2 separate regions of the Homo sapiens genome follow, and region 1 is linked to region 2. A link is an interaction called in ENCODE POLR2A ChIA-PET data of the cell type or tissue named here. Cell type or tissue: endothelial cell of umbilical vein. All regions are shown on one strand. Links, peaks and the distances in the headings refer to the core of each region. The heading gives the core; the rest is flanking DNA. Region 1 overlaps NCOA3 (nuclear receptor coactivator 3). Region 2 overlaps ZMYND8 (zinc finger MYND-type containing 8).

What was found. Peaks named below come from ENCODE experiments on the same cell type or tissue, not always from the same donor. Only the 100,000 strongest peaks of a DNase experiment are listed, where the experiment ranks them.
Region 1: POLR2A ChIA-PET joins it to region 2 with 7 read pairs; 4 of 35 experiments call an interaction of 5 or more read pairs at or near these places.

Annotation. Positions count from the first base shown.
Region 1 is chr20:47,547,488-47,550,396 of GRCh38, reverse strand. The region is part of intron 1 of NCOA3 (nuclear receptor coactivator 3); the gene reads right to left. Among named protein-coding and RNA genes, the nearest start is that of NCOA3, 47 kb to the right of the region's middle. In endothelial cell of umbilical vein, for the core only: no CTCF peak of the experiment used is centred there; no DNase peak of the experiment used is centred there.
Region 2 is chr20:47,329,904-47,332,812 of GRCh38, reverse strand. All of the region lies in intron 2 of ZMYND8 (zinc finger MYND-type containing 8), which reads left to right. Among named protein-coding and RNA genes, the nearest start is that of ZMYND8, 25 kb to the left of the region's middle. RefSeq lists an enhancer at 1,069-1,569. In endothelial cell of umbilical vein, for the core only: no CTCF peak of the experiment used is centred there; a DNase peak (open chromatin) is centred at 1,262; H3K27ac peaks cover 1,967 bases.

The DNA.
Region 1 (2,909 bases), core at 183-2,682, 220 kb before region 2:
TCTCAGCTCACAGCAACCTCTGCCTCCCGGATTCAAGCAATTCTCCTGCCTCAGCCTCCCGAGTAGCTGAGATTACAGGCATGTGCCTCCATGCCCGACTAATTTTGTATTTTTAGTAGAGATGGGGTTTCTCCATGTTGGTCAGGTTGGTCTCAAACTCCCAACCTCAGGTCATTTGCCCACCTCGGCCTCCCAAAGTGCCGGGATTACAGGTGTGAGCCACCGCGCCTGGACTTCAAACCCTTTTAAAAAAAAAAAAAAATTGAAATACAACACAGTAAAACGGGAGACTTCTTACTTCTTTTGGCAGTTAGAAGAATAATTGTAAAAAGAGACATCTGGAGAATAAGGCTCTGCAAGCTTTCTCAGGCCAACTTAAAAAGTTAAAAGAACAGCCAGCACAGTGGCTCACGCCTGTAATCCCAGCACTCTGGGAGGCCCAGGTAGGCAGACTGCTTGAGCTCAGGAGTTTGAGACCAGCCTAAGCAACATGGTGAAATCATGTCTCTACAAAAAATTACAAAAATTAGCCAGGCATGGTGGTGGCGTGCGCCTGTAGTCCCAGCTATTTAAGAAGCTAAGGTGGGAGGATTTCTTGAGCCTGGGAGGTAGAGGCTGCAATAAGCCTTGATTGTGCCACTACACTCCAGCCTGGTGACAGAGGAAGACTCTGTCCCCAAAAAAGAGAAGAAAGAAGAAGAATTTAAGAGAACAAAGGTTTGTGAATCTGCAAACCTGGAAACTGATCTCATTAAATCATCTGTGCTCAAGCCTCTAGATCCAACCACCACCAATTTATACAAAATACAGAAGACTTTTTTTTTTTTTTTTTTTTTGAGACAGAGTCTTCGCTCTGTTGCCCAGGATGGAGTGCAGCAGACAGATCATAGTTTGCTGTAGCCTCAACCTCCTGGTCTCAAGTGATTGCCATGTCTCAGCCTTCCGGGTAGCTGGGACCGCAGGTACCTGTCATCCTGTGCCCAGATAAATTTTTTTTTAACCACATCATGCCCAGCTAATTTTTTTTTTTAATTTTTTGTCAATCTGGGGTCTTGCCATGTTGCCCAGGCTGGCCTCAAACTCCTGGGCTTAAGTGATCCTCTCACCTCAGCCTCCCAATGTGCTGGCATTACAGGCAAGAGCTGCTGCACCAGGCCTAAAAACTTTTTTATTACAAAGTTAATACATGTTCTCCATAGGTGATACAAAATTAAGGATAGTTAAGTCCATGATGGCTCAGGACTGTAATCTAACACTTTTGGAGGCTGAGGTGGGAGGATCACTTGAGCCCAAGAGCTCGAGACCACCCTAGGCAACGTGGTGAGACCCCCATCTCTACAAAAAATTTAAAAAATGTTTTAAATACAGTTTTTACATCTTTGAAGTTTATGCATTACATCCAATCCAAACCAAGAAAACACTAATTTAACAAATGTTCTCAATAATAATAATTCACTATTAATTTTTAAAATTCATTAAATGGTATTTTTAGGAGACCCTTTAAAATGCTATTGATTTTATCATATTCACCAAATGAAGACCTCACAGATATTATTTCACATCTTGTGCCTAACAGCAGTACGCAGAACAGAGTGGCCCTTCTTGGGGAGACTACACAGTAAACCATCATGACATAATTAATCCTTTCTAGATTACTGCAACTCTACTGATTTGCTGAAACAGAATAAAAACATTGAGAAGGCATAATATACATGCACACTTTTTTAAAAGCATTTCTCAATTGCATGTTAATGTCTATCGACATGTACCACCCCTTCTTCTCAAACTGCCACTGAAAATGCAGTAAAAAAGATTTTTTTTTAATTTTTATTTTTATTTTATTTTATTTTTTGAGATGGAGTTTCACTCTTGCCACCCAGGCTGGAGTGCAGTGGCATGATCTCAGCTCACTCCAACCTCTGCCTCCCAGGTTCAAGTGATTCTCCTGCCTCAGCCTCCCGAGTAGCTGAGATTACAGGCGCCTGCCACCATGCCCAGCTAATTTTTTGTATTTTTAGTAGAGACGGGGTTTCGCCATGTTGGGCTGGCTGGTCTGGAACTCCTGACCTCAGGTGATCTGCCTGCCTCAACCTCCCAAAGTGCTGGGATTACAGGTGTGGGCCACCGCACCTGGCCTAGAATGAATTTTTTTTTTTTAAAGGAACCTTTTTTTATTAGGCTTAGAGAGTAAGAAAACAAATAAGAAATTCTCTTATATATATGACAGGTGGTAACTCACAATTCCTCTATATTAACAAATCACCCTAACTTTATTTAACCAATTTCAGAGTCAACTTCCATCTTAAATGGATTTCTAGAAACAGTTCCAGCCTAAAGAGACGGGAAGCTAAAATAAAACCAACAAAGGCTGAGCATGGTGGCTCACACCTATAATCCCAGCACTTTGGGAGGTCGAGGCAGGTGGATAACCTGAGGTCAGGAGTTCAAGACCAGCCTGGCCAACTTGGTAAACCCCATCTTTATTAAAAATAAAAATAAAATAAAATAAAATAATTAGCAGGGGGTGGTGGCAGGCGCCTGTAATCCTAGCTACTCGGGAGGCTAAGGCACGACAATCGCTTGAACCCAGGAGGTGGAGGTTGCAGTGAGCTGAGATCATGCCACTGCACTTCAGTCTGGGTGACAGAGCGACACTCCATCTCAAAAAATAACAAAACGGGCCGGGCGCGGTGGCTCATGCCTGTAATCCCAGCACTTTGGGAGGCCGAGGCGGGTGGATCACGAGGTCAGGAGATCGAGACTATCCTGGCTAATGTGGTGAAACCCTGTCTCTACTAAAAACACACACACAAAAAATTAGTCGGGCATGGTGATGGGCGCCTGTAGTCCCAGCTACTCAGGAGGCTGAGGCAGGAGAATGGTGTGAACCCGGGAGGTGGAGCTTGCAG
Region 2 (2,909 bases), core at 102-2,601:
GGGTATAGATTTAGGAGTGAAATTGTGGGGTCATAGGGTAACTATTAACCTTTTGAAGAATATACACATTTAAATTTTTTGTGTTGTCTTTATTTATTTTTTTGAGATAGGGGCTTGCTCTGTTCCCCAGACGGGAGTGCAGTGGCATGATCCTCGCTCACTGCAGCCATGAACTTCTGGGCTCAAGCAATCCTCCCATCTCAGCCTCTTGAGTAGCTGGGACTACCTGTACATGCCACCATGCCTGACTAATTCTTTAATTTTTTGTAGCGACAGAGTCTTGCTATGTTGCCCAGGCTGGTCTCCAACTCATGGGCTCAAGTGATCCTCCTGCCTTGGCCTGCCAACGTACTGGGATTATAGGTGTGATCCACCATGCTTGGAGTCACAGACTTTTAAAGGCACTTGTCTCCCCTCTCTGCTGTCTTGACCCCCACATCTTTCCTACTAGCAACTGCTGTATTTCTGTCCTCTTCTTCAAAGCCAAACTTATTTTTTTTTTGAGATTGAGTCTCACTATATTGCCCAGGCTGGAGTGCAGTGGCACAATTTTGGCTCACTACAACCTCTGCCTCCCGGGTTCAAATGATTCTCATGTCTCAGCCTCCTGAGTAGCTGGGATTATAGGCGCACGTCACCATGCTCGGCTAATTTTTGTATTTTTAGTAGAGACGGGGTTTCACCATGTTGGTCAGGCTGGTCTTGAACTCCTGACCTCGTGATCCGCCTGCCTCAGCCTTCCAAAGTGTATTTTTTACACTTTTTGTATTTTTAGTAGAGACGGGGTTTCACCATGTTGGTCAGGCTGGTCTTGAACTCCTGACCTCATGATCTGCCTGCCTCAGCCTTCCAAAGTGCTGGGATTACAGGCGTGAGCCACCGCGTCCAGCAAGCCAAACTTCTTAGAAGCGTCTGTATTCCTGTCTTTGTCCTGCAAGCTCCAATGTGGCTTCCACCCTGACCTTCCACATTCACATCCCCACTGAGCTTCCTGGAGACTCTGTGTTGCCTTTTCCAGGGGAGGTTTTCCATCCTCATCTGCTGCGCTGTCTCTGCAGTACTGGAGATGCTGATTATTCTTGTGGACACTCTCTCTTCCTTTGCCTTCTTTGCCACCGCAGTGCTGATTTTCCTTCTGTTTCCCTGGCACCTTCTCCTCCTCTCTCTGGCCATTAAATGCTGGAGTTGCTGAAAGCTTGGCCCTGTCCTTGTCTCGCCTAGCACGTTCCTTCTCTGGGTGATCTTACCCACATCTGGAGCTTTATGACTCAGACATTTATGTTTCCAACCTAGATTGCTTCTGAGTCATGGTGCAGAGGGTCAGCTGCCTACCTGACCTCCCTGCCTGTTCATGGGCGTCTCAAACTCAAGATGTCCATGAGAGATTTTACATCTTCACCCCCAGAGATATGGACTCATTCCCCATTCTTCTGTTCTTTGCCCTTTTGTGTCATTTTCTTACAATATCGTATCCTAAATGTCACTCCACTTCAACCAGCCTATCACCATTGAACTACAGTGGCCTCGTAGTTGTTCTCACTATCTCTATCTGCCGCACCCTCCCAGTCTTTTGAAAGGAACATCTTCCTGGCTATCCCTTCCTACTTTAAACTCTTAAGTGTTTCCTCCTTGGCTTTTAGATTCATAATTGCAAAACCCTCCTGTGCTGGCCTCTGCCCATCTTGCTAGTCTCTGTTCTCTCTGTGTTCCATTCTCTCCGTGTTCCGTTCTCTCTGTGTTCCACTTCTCTCCGTGTTCCACTTCTCTCTTCTCCAGCCACACTGACTGTGCAGATCCATCAAAGCCTCAGGGCCTTTGCCCATACCTTGAAGGTCCCCTCCTTGCCTTCCTCTCCTTACTCCCCATCAATTTTAAGGCTCAAAATGAGGATGAGTTCTGCCTTTTGTTTTTGCTCATCCTGTTTTACTACCACCTTGCCTGCTGCTGGTGAGCGTATAATAAATATTTTTTTGAATGAACAAATGATTTAGCTCTATCAGATGGGTAGAACTTCTATCCTAGAGACTGAAGTAAAAGCAGCCTTTCGGCGAGAGAGGATGGCTTTGTTTTCAGCATTAATCCAGTGCCTGGAGATTATTACCCAGCTCAAGTGTCTGTTCTCTGCAAAGCGACTGGTGGCCTGTCTTCCTTTTCCCTCTAGGGACATAGTACTCTTTGAAATGGCCCTTTCCCCCTGGTTTCTTTGCTTTCTGACATATTAGTATAACTTCTAATGGGCGCCTTCTAAAACACAAGTCAGATTGTCCCACTCTCCTTTAAATTTGCAGTGGCTCCTTAAGAACACAGCCTTAAGGGCATGGTGTCTCACGCCTGTAATCCCAGCATTTTGGGAGGCTGAGGCAGGAGGATAGCTTAAGCCCAGGAGTTCAAGACCAGCCTGGGCAAAGTGGCAAGACCCACCCGTTCCTACAAAAAAAAAAAAAAAAAAAAGCAAAAAACCCAGGCATGGTGGCTTGTCTCTGCAGACCCAGCTACTTGGGAGGCTGAGGTGGGAGGATATCTTGAGCCCAGAAGGTGGAGCCTGCAGTGAGCTATGATCTTGCCACTGCACTGCAGGGGTCCTGCAGCATCTGTCTTTCCTGGACAGACTGCACGGCCTTGTGAGAGTCCTGTGATGTGCACCTTGCTGAGACACACTTGGCATTGCCTTCCAGACTGACCTTCGTGAGGACCATCCTCACTGTGTCCATGGAGACCCAAGCCCTCTCTTGGCCTGAACCCTTTATTTACAGTCTCCCACAGAGAAGTTCTTTTAGGTTCCAAAGTCAAAAATCACTCTTCAAAGTACCTTAAATTGCCCACGAAAGTATTCAGCTTTGATCAGAAATTCGTATGCATACTAAAGAGTTAACAATTGCCAGGCTAGACTAAAGGAGTGAAAGGTGAAT